4 separate regions of the Mus musculus genome follow, and regions 1, 2 and 3 are each linked to region 4. The links are chromatin loops, found by intact Hi-C in ENCODE. Cell type or tissue: heart. All regions are shown on one strand. Region 1 has its middle 35 kb from the start of Gm51618. Region 2 overlaps Tram2 (translocating chain-associating membrane protein 2). Region 3 has its middle 31 kb from the start of Gm32947. Region 4 overlaps Tram2 (translocating chain-associating membrane protein 2).

What was found. Hi-C counts contacts between places; a loop is a spot of excess contacts. Peaks named below come from ENCODE experiments on the same cell type or tissue, not always from the same donor. Only the 100,000 strongest peaks of a DNase experiment are listed, where the experiment ranks them.
Region 1: a loop joins it to region 4, with 2.2 times the contacts of the local background. A loop is called at or near these places in 5 of 42 quality-filtered maps.
Region 2: a loop joins it to region 4, with 2.9 times the contacts of the local background. A loop is called at or near these places in 7 of 42 quality-filtered maps.
Region 3: a loop joins it to region 4, with 2.4 times the contacts of the local background. A loop is called at or near these places in 3 of 42 quality-filtered maps.

What each region holds. Positions count from the first base shown.
Region 1 is chr1:20,993,084-20,995,583 of GRCm38, reverse strand. No RefSeq gene overlaps it. Among named protein-coding and RNA genes, the nearest start is that of Gm51618, 35 kb to the right of the region's middle. In heart, a CTCF peak has its summit at 959; a DNase peak (open chromatin) is centred at 43.
Region 2 is chr1:21,013,288-21,015,787 of GRCm38, reverse strand. It overlaps Tram2 (translocating chain-associating membrane protein 2), which reads left to right. Exons shown (of 11, transcript NM_177409.3): 3 at 2,277-2,386. Among named protein-coding and RNA genes, the nearest start is that of Gm51618, 55 kb to the right of the region's middle. In heart, no CTCF peak of the experiment used is centred here; a DNase peak (open chromatin) is centred at 1,107.
Region 3 is chr1:21,160,576-21,163,075 of GRCm38, reverse strand. No RefSeq gene overlaps it. Among named protein-coding and RNA genes, the nearest start is that of Gm32947, 31 kb to the left of the region's middle. In heart, a CTCF peak has its summit at 1,060 (motif pointing right); no DNase peak of the experiment used is centred here; H3K27me3 peaks cover 487 bases.
Region 4 is chr1:21,073,532-21,076,031 of GRCm38, reverse strand. All of the region lies in intron 1 of Tram2 (translocating chain-associating membrane protein 2), which reads left to right. Among named protein-coding and RNA genes, the nearest start is that of Tram2, 4.4 kb to the left of the region's middle. In heart, a CTCF peak has its summit at 1,550; no DNase peak of the experiment used is centred here; H3K4me3 peaks cover 510 bases; H3K27ac peaks cover 2,438 bases.

The sequences.
Region 1 (2,500 bases), 80 kb after region 4:
ATGCTTGGGGGGTGCTCAGGAGATGTGTGCAGTTACAGGTGGCAGTTAGCCAAAGGAAACCTCCAGGGGGGGTAAAAATCACCCAGAGAGAGAGAGAGTGGAGCTGGCAGCATCAAGCCTTGGTGCAGATGGCTTTCTGTCCTGCTCTGCACAGCATGCCACATGATATCCAGCCGTTAGCTCAGCCCATTTCTCATCTGCCCTGTGGGGGTTCCCCTCACCTCCAGATATGGTGACTGGTGATGGTATTACAATCATGGTGCAAACAAACCTATATATAATTTTTGAGACAGGTTTGTTTTGTTTTGTTTTGTTTTGTTTTGTTTTGTTTTGTTTTGTTTTACATAGCTCTGGCTGACCTGTTAACTGGCTTTTTAGTCCAGGCTTGCCTCAAATGGCAATTCAGCCTTAGGCCACCTGAGAGCATGGATTGCAGGTGTGTACCAGCATGCCCACCTTTAAATCAGTTGTTCTGTATTTGCTTTTGAGATGAGGATCTTAAAATATATAGTCCTGGCTGGCCTCAACTGTGTTCCAGAGTAGATTGTCCTTGGACTTGGACAGTCTTCCTACCAGGTGCCAGGATAGTAGATGTGCACAGCCATACCTGGCTAAACTGATCTTAATGGACATGCGTGTGCTTGTGTTCCAAAAGGATTAAAAAGCCACATACCCAGGGGTCCTTGGAAACAAGAGAGAAATCGTCTTTACCTGTTTTTTTGTTGTTGTTGTTGTTCGTTTGTTTGTTTTGGTTTTGGTTTTTGTTTTGGTTTTTCGAGACAGGGTTTCTCTGTGCAGCCCTGGCTGTCCTGGACCTCACTCTGTAGACCAAGCTGGCCTCGAACTCAGAAATTCACCTGTCTCTGCCTCCCAAGTGCTGGGATTCCCAAGTGTACTGAAAGCCCGTTGACACAAGTGAAACCCCTAAATTAGACAGTATGTCCAAGGCCTCCTACTGGTGTATTTGGGGTACACATCCTGGATGGAATAGTGGCTCTTGGCCAGAGGCTCACCACCACCAAGCCTGTCTTTACCCAAAAGGCAGCTTTTTGTTTTTTTCCTGCCCTGAAACAATGACCCTTCCTTATCAGTCTTGGACACTTCCTTCAGTTAAGTCTGATAGCTGTGGCTAGCTACCCGTATGCTGCTGACCCTGCAGACGATTGGCAGTGCTCATTCTGATTCCGTTCTCCGGTGACTTATTTGAAAGAGCAGTCATCTCTTAGTATTGCTCTCAGTACAGGTATCACTTAGCTATCATTTGCCACCTGAGCCCAGGCTTCAAGATGCATGCCAGTTGTGACAGTATCCTACAGTACTTGATGGCACCTCATGGCTGCATGCTCCTCCAGGGTCTCAGAGAAGAGTGAGATCCACTCTGACTTTGGAGTGAAAAGTGAGGATGATGTTTCCACAGAAATGCCCTTCAGCCTTGGTCTACGAGATGCCTTTCATACCTTGTCAGGGCTTAGCAGGTCTTCTCAGTCTTGGATCAGTTTGGAAGGTGCAAGATGAGGCATGGGAAGGAAGCCAACTTTACATACGACCACTTTCTCCTTGACACTACAGTGAGCAAATAGAAAGGTCTATCTATATGGTATCTGGTGGGAAAGATACGAAATATGTGGTCAGGACTGAGGTCCCAGGGTGTGGTGGCTTCAGAAGGTCCCCAAAGGCTCATATATCTGAATGCTTGGTCATTAGGCAATAGCCATGCCTGAGAGGGATTAGGAGGTGTGGCCTAGTTCAAGAAAGTATCACTTAGGCTGGCTGGGCTTTGAGGTTTCAGAAGCCCAAACCAAGCCCAGTGGCTCACTCATTCTCTTCCTGCTGCCGTGGATTCAGAGGTAGAACACTTCAGCTCCTTCTCCAGCACCTTGTCTGCCTGTGTGCAGCTATTCTCCCCACCATGACAGCACTGGACTAAACCTCTGAAATTGTAAGTAAGCCCCAGTTAAATGCTTTTCTTTATAAGTGTTGCCACTGGCATGGTGTTTCTTCAGAGCAATAGAATGCTGACAGAGGGCATGAGTGCTGCTGCTTCTAAGGGGATGAAAAAAAAATTAAAGAGAACATCTCTATCTCAGCAAAAACCCAAAGCTATTGGAAAAAGACTGAGAAGTGTTTCCATGTGCTACTGACCATAGTTATCTGTGAAAGATTGACAGGAGCAGCCCTTAGCATCTTGGAATTTTCATCGTCTAAGGGAGGCAGCAATAGTTTAAGATTAGAAAATACAGAATCCTGGGTTGGGGAGGGGCTCTCAGGATACTCTGGGTACTGTCACTCAACTTGCCCAAGTTTAAACTTTAGATAGATAGATAGATAGATAGATAGATAGATAGATAGATAGATAGATAGTTAGTTTGGTGTGTGTGGTGCTTTGAATATGCTTGCCCCCATAGGCGGTGGTACTGTTAGGAGGTGTGGCCTTGTTGGAGGAACTGTGTCACTGTGGGGGGTGGGCTTTAGTGTTCCACCCAGTGTGGAAGAGTCAGTC
Region 2 (2,500 bases), 60 kb after region 4:
TAACAACAATTTTCTTTTAATTTAATGGTAGCTATCCTAGTGGAAAAGCTGTTGTGATATTCATTTCCTGATGCTCAACAATGTCAGACACGGTTTCCTAGGGCTGTCAGCATGCATGTACCACCAGACTGGGCTTATTTCATTAATTTTAAACTGCTCTCACTTGGTTGAGTCTGGGTCCCATTTTACCTTGTGTTGATTTTGACGATGAAACCCTGTATGTGTGTACTTCTTCTGTGATTCCAAACTGTGCCCTAGTTTTGTCCCCTTTGTCCCTCCTTTGTGAGGAAGGCAGGGAAACAGAACCTAGTCCTGCAGGTAGTCGCACCTCCTGCCTGGCTTTTGGGACCTGAGGTTCCTCAGCTGGATCCCAGGGTGGCTTTCTGACAGCGTCCTTACCTATAGGCCTGTTCCTGTTCACTGCTGCTGAGTACATTTTTCATAATGCAAGTTTTGACACTTGGCTGTTTAATTCAAGCTCTTGGGTGGTTCTACACATCCCTCAAGATAAAGAGCACACACTTCAGTGGCACATAGGCCACCCATGACAGCCCTGTCATTTACCTAAACCTTGATCACCTGCCCTGAGCCCTGAGCCTGGAATGCTCATACAACTGTATGTATGTATGTATGTATATGTGTGTGTGTATGTATGTATGTATGTATGTATGTATACATGCATGCATGCCTGTACCCTACACCTTAGCCACAGCTCATCCTTGCCTGCTGCAGCCTCTGCCTGCCTTTTGGCAGTGGAGCCTGTCTGAAATGTAACTTCCATTTTTCAACCCCCAGTTGGATTTGGCCCCCGAAAGGCAGAGACTTAACATTAGCTCAGTGCCTCTCACTGAGTAGGTATTTGTAGAGAGGCAGAGGGAGATAGAAAAGTAAAAGTGTGAAATTTTCTACTTCATGTCTCTGATCTAGACACTGCCCTCTGTCAGTCACGTTCTCCCCATCCAGGGTGGCCGAAGTTAGCAGGAACTCCCATGGTGACCCAGTTCAGCATTGCTTCTTTCTCTGGCCACCCTGAAACAAACTGACCCGGCCTACCTTCTGGTAAATACATCCCAGCAGAGATGACTCATTCGTGTGACTCAGGCTCAGCCGCACAGCTGGAAGGGCAGCCAGCACGTCTTCTGGGGAGGGCGTGACAGAGCCAGAGCCCCAGGCGAGCAACTGTGTGCCAACCAGCTTCCTCCAGTTCTGGTGCCTGCACACTGGAGCAAGGCATTAAGCTGGCCTTCCCCAGCCTGTATGGTTGAATGGGACTCAGAGCTGGGGACAGGAGGCAGAGCCAGGGGGATTGCCACATGTTAGAGATCTACACGTGTAAAAACAATACAATTCTTCTGCCTGACTTAATATTATTATATAATAATCCATCATTTGCTAAAGGCCCACTGTGATTTTAAATGTTGTGTTGTAGACTTCATCCTGTTTAATCTTCACAGTAGCTCAGCAGCACAAGTAATAGCAAATATATAAGTATATACCACACACACACACACACACACACACACGATATGCCATACTCTTGCTGCATTAGCTACCTTTCGAATTGCAGTGCCAAAAGCAAACAAACACCTGACAATGTCAGGTTAAAGAAGAGAGGGTCTACTTGGGCTCAAGTCCTACCATGGTGGGGATGGCGTGGCACAGGAGCCTGAAGCGGTTGCTTTCATTGTATCTGCAGTAGGGAAGTGCTCAGCCTTCTCTCTTTAGGGAGGGTCTTCCTATTCTGTTAAACACTTCTGGAAACACCTTTCTAGACAGACCCAGAAGTGTGCTTCCATGGTGGTTTTAAACTCAAGTCAGGTTGTCAGGATCATCCCACGGAACTTAACATGGCTTCATGTATTTTCTGTGACACAGAAGCTCTTAGCCATACTTCAGAGGTAGCAGCCTGAGGTTCAGAAGGAAACCTTACATAGAGAAGTGCCTCACAGTGCCATGGGAAGTAAAGGGCAGAACTATGACCTAGAAGAGGAAACTGAGGCCCAGAGACATTAGTCATTTACTCAAAGACATATGTACATATGTGATCTACAACCACGTACACATGGTGATAAGAACTTAGGCCCTCCCCATGGGTGCTTCCCAAGGACCAAGTGTAGAGGTGAGGCAGGATGCCGGGGCGGAAGCTTCCTTCTGCGAGAGGCTGCAGCAGATGAGGACCACTTGAGAATACACTGTGGTTTCCATCTTTTTCCCCTGTGGGGTCTTATAGCATCTCATGCCTGGGGGATGCTGACCAGATCCTTTTTACCCCACAGACAGTGAGACAGTGCACTACCACTATGGCCCAAAGGACCTGGTCACCATCTTGTTCTACGTCGTCATCACCATCATCTTCCATGCTGTGGTCCAGGAGTACATCTTAGACGTAAGTGACATCTTAGACGTAAGTGACCGGTTTGGATTCTGAGGTCAGAAGCTGCTGACCCATTAGGATGGCCACCCTCTTCCTTGGAGGAAACCACAGCTCTGATCCATTCTG
Region 3 (2,500 bases), 87 kb before region 4:
TCCCCAGCTCTCTCGCTGACCAGTTCAGCTCATTTCTTTCCAGAGGGCAAGGAAGGAGCCCAGCCACAGCGGGGCGCGCTGGAGGCTAATCCGGAAACCCTCTTACAGAAACCGGCTCCCTCTGCTCCCTTTCTTTGCCTGGGAACCCCAGAAGTCGCTCAGAGCCTGGGGATTGAGAAGGACCAAATACCCAGCTGAAAGGTAGGAGGAGCTACTGGAGGGAGGGTTAGAGTGGCCTAGACGGCTTTGAGGAACAGCCCTCTTGACCCTCCAGGTCTGTCCATCCGCCCTTTCAACCAGACGGCTCCAGAATCGTGCCAAATCCAATCAGGTAATCCTGCAGCTCTGAGATGCCTCTGGTCCTCTCGGTTCCTGCTGCTGATCGCATGTTGGACCTCCACTCTCTAGCCTCAGTCCCGGAAGGCGGGTAGCCTAGACTTTTCATGCGGATTCCTGGTGGGTCAGTATTGGGGGCTGCTTACTGTCATGTGTTCCTGACATATAGCTGATCCAGGTGGTTCTCCTCCACCCACAAAGCCACTCAACCACCCCTCCGAGCATTCTAAGGTGCCATCTCCAGCCAAGGACAGCTTGGTTCTGGGTTCCTGAGCACTTTATGTTGAATTTAATAGACACAGAGGACATGAACCCTGGTAGTCCAAAGCCCTCTGGCAAATCAAGCACAACACCTCGCCTCAAGGGCCTGCTCTAAATTTGCTGGGGGGCCACTTGTCTCAGGACACTGTCATTTGTCACACCATACTCCTCGTTGGGTTTTACCAAACTGAAAAAGAGACAAGGGTAGGACAAAATTTTAAGTAACCAAAACAAACATCTGAAAATCAAGGGAAACAAAAAGACACGAAAAATGCCCAATAAAGAAAAAAAAAAGCAAAATTTGCAAAGGAAAAACAAAACAAAGAGATAAAAGACAAACTGGAGAGAACAGGTCAAATGATATAAATCTAATGTCAGTTTTAGTATATTTGCATGGAATTTTTACTTGGACCTCCAGAATCAAACATGTTCTCTCGTTCAATGGTATTTTCCACAAAGAGACAGCAGGGGGCGCTAGAGGTCAACGCTTCATTGAGCATGGTGCTGCCTTAGCCTTTCTGAGGTCTTCCTGGAAGTCTGTGCAAAAAAATGGGCGTGATTTCTTCACTACATCCTGTTTAAAGACTACAACTTTCCTGAAATGTTGTTACAGGATATAAGATGGAACTTTTAAGTAGAGCAGTGGAGAATGACCGGAACAAGGTCTGCCTGACCTGTCCTCATCCAGCCATTTTGACTCAAAGTGGACTTCTGCCAAGGCTGTGGGACCTTTGATGCTAACAGTGGGGATAAAGATTTTCTCAGGATGGAGACCATTCCAATAAGGCAGCAATAATGGGATGGGAACAGCTGATGATAATGAGCATCTTTTGCGTGCTGGCCACCACTTTAAGTATTTTATAGATATCCGCTGTCACCTTCACAGCCATCCACTGAGGTAGGTACCCCAACATCCCCATAGTATGGAGGAAGGAACAAGCGACTTGCCTTAGATCATACAAAGCAGCATCAGATGCTTAGGAAGAGCAGCACATGCTGACTCGTGTTCATTCTGAGTTTGTCATGTGTAGCTCTACACTTTCTTATAAAGGAAAACACTGAGTGACTGTTGTAGGAAATACATAGTAGAAAACAAGCATTAGGAAATATACAGTATTTGCTATTGTTATTAATACAGTTATATGTATCTTCTGGGAGTTTAATATCTAGCTAAGGAGTTTAGCATAATTAATAATACAAGAGAGGCACCAAATGGATGAGTTAATCAGTCAGTCAATCAAACCAAGAAATAATAGCTGCCCATCAGCATTGTAGTGAAGGAAAAGATGTGCAGAGAGTGTCAGACCCAGGTCATAGCTCGCTCAGTGTAGCGACTGCTTAAAATCTTATAGGAGAAGCCTCTGTGGCATTAACAGCAAGCGATTTCTGACTCTAAGTGGCTGAGATAACTGTTACATTCTGAATGTTTCATTGCATGGATTAGACACATTAGATAATTTCCACGTGACAGGGGGCATCAAATCCACCCAGCTTGAACACACTAATAATAACCTCTGAGTTACCAATAATGTGTTGGTGCAGCATTAGGGAACGAAATCAAAACACTTTGGATTGTTATCATCTAGATTTTATTTCTGCACTTCAGGCCCCCTGTATCTTCATTCCTCTTGTCTGTGTGTTGATTGAGTTTGAATCCGTGCCTGCCTGAAGGCTGTCTTGTGAGGCTGTCCTGGTGTCTGTCCATCTGTGTGAATGTGTCTGTCTGGGACTGTGTGAATGTGTCTGTCTGGGACTGTGTGAATGTGTGCCAATCTGAGAGCTCCTGTTCCTAACAAAGTGTTTTACTATGTATGCGTTGAACGTCACAGAAAGCATCACATGGTGAAGGAAGGAGGGAACTCTTCAACAGAGTTTACACAGGATTAAGTCACTGACGCCAGCT
Region 4 (2,500 bases):
TCCTTCTTAACCCTGCTTGGGGGGGGGGGGGAGGTGGTGCAGGGGCTCTGTTTTTTTTCTCCACAGTTTGGACTTTCTTAGGTGGAGTGTGGTTCTTCAGGGTGTGGGTGGCCAGTTAGGATGTGTGCATAAGTCAGATTTGAAAGTAGCCATCCCCTCCTCCCTCTTCCCCTTCGCCGGCTTTCCAGTGCCTGGTGCCACGTTTCCAACTGAAACAGGCAGGGGAAGAGGAAAACTCTTTCATTTAGCAACTGGAGAATAAGAAACAGGGGGTGGCTGGAGGAAAGGAAGCAATTTCAGTATCACCTTTAAAATGTCATCTTGAGGCAGAAACTAGTTTCTTCTTCCGTTTCTGCAGCTGCAGAGAAATGTTTCTGAGATTCTGAGGGTCATTTGCAGGTTTGTATTTAGTGTTTATAGAGACCATGATGACGATGGAAGTGTTCTGGAGCCAGGGGAGTTTGAGGATAGGGGCTGGTTTGGGCTTTTTGGACATTGTTTCTGAAGCAGGTGTGGAAGATAGCCCCCTTTTCCAGGAACTACTTTCTTCCCTGTTCCTGACCCCATGACATCAGGAAGAAAGAGTTGGAGCATATACAGTGGAAACCCATTGCATATGTCATACGTGCTTGGACTGAGGGGCCTGTGGCAACCAGTTCTGTTTCTTGATGCTAGGTGCAAAGATAACTTTATGCACCGTGAAAAGATTCTTCTGTTGTATTAATAGAAGTGCATACACAGCATATAGAAACGCCCGTGGATGCCAGCTAATTTTTACTAACTTCTAGTGCACTTCTAAGGATGTTACTTTGTCAGCTTTTGAAATTCCTGACTCTACCCCTGGAGCTTGAGACACGGCCTGCTGAGGATGCTAGGGGACCCCAGAGGGGTCCCTCATTCCCATGGGTGAACTCCTCCTGAATGTGGCACTCGGTGACTTGAACGACAGGACAGACATTTGGAGTTTGAGTCTCTCTTGCTCAAGACTCCAGTTTAACCCCACTCTGTGGGATTATTCTCTTACTTGGTGGAAAGTGAAAGATGGTAATAGTTGGTGGAGCTTTGACTCCATGTCCAGGATGAAGACCCAGCATGGGGATGCTTTATTGATTGGTGCTCCACACAGTCACACTGAGAACTGTTGCTTCTTTTACCGGTCTGGGCATCTGCTTTCTGTCTCTGTATCCCCTCATTGAGTGCCCTGGTTGTATGTCATTTAGGGATGAGTGCCTATGTCATTTAAGATGAGTACCTTTCTCCTAAATTCCACAGCACTAGCCTTATACTGTCCAAATGACCGTCTCTGATTCCTCTAATCCCCCATTGCCCCAAGGATTCTGTGGCATACTTCTCTCAGATGTTTGTCTTGTTAGAACACATAGGGTGGGTAGCGAGGGTCTTGATGCCATCCCCTGTCAGCTCTGGGGCAGTAGAGATGACAAGGGAACAGCCCTGAAAGCTAAATAGGTGTCGCTTCTCTTGCTGGCTCTGTTGTTGTCTGAGCCCTTCAGTGGCTTATTTCCCAGGCGCGCTAGCTATCCAGGCTGGTCACAGCAGAGCGCCCCAGTCCTGGCTGTTTGTGGAATAACATGAGTTGCTATGGTGAAAGCTTCACTCTGGCAGGCATGAACTCCTTTTTGATCTGCTTCGATGTGGGCAGGGGCCCCAGAACTCATTCCATGGCATAGCTGATGTACCTCTCATTCCCACCCTGATAAAGTGATGAAGCCAGATGTCTGATAAGAATGGATTAGAATCCCCACAGGCCAGAAATGCTTTCTAACCAGCCTGTGTGCTGTTAGCTTGCTTTGGTGGGAAACTTTACTGATGCTATCTCTTAACCTTCTTATGCAGTGCTGAGTATCTGGTATCCATTGGTACCTAATGGTTAAAGGAAGGAGGGGCGGGGTAGGGGGCATCGAAACTATGGGTAGGGCTACTGAACAGTCCTCCTTGTTTCATGGGCGGGCCTTTATCCTTTAGGCACTGTGCTCCCTTGCCCTGATTTACCTCTGCTGTCTCAGATGCTCTGCTGTGGAGGAGAACCAAACCTAAAGACACAGTTGGTTAGTGTTGTGGTCTGTGTGGTTTAAAGAGCTTTGCAAGGGATTCCTCTGAATAGTGTATGATCAAGTAGCTTTTCTTGCTTTTGAACAGAGGGAATGGAGCCGGATTGTGAGTTGGGGGTGCCAAGGCCTCTGGGGTCCTCCGGTGAGTTTGTTGGAGGCCAGGGTTAGGAGGGGAGGCTGCCACGTGGCCTCTTGATGTCTTTTTTCATTTATCTGGAGGAATTGGCAGCATTTTACATCTGTGAAATGTTTTACTGGCCTCACCCTGTAATCGGGATGGTTTATGGGGGCCGTCATACCCATCCAGAAGCCTGGCTTCTAGAGGAGAGATTTGGCCAATGACCATCCACTCAGCGTTAGAGTCAGAGCCAAAAATAAGAATCCAGCAGTGTCTGGCTCCCATTTAGAACGCAGCTCTGATGCCCCCACAA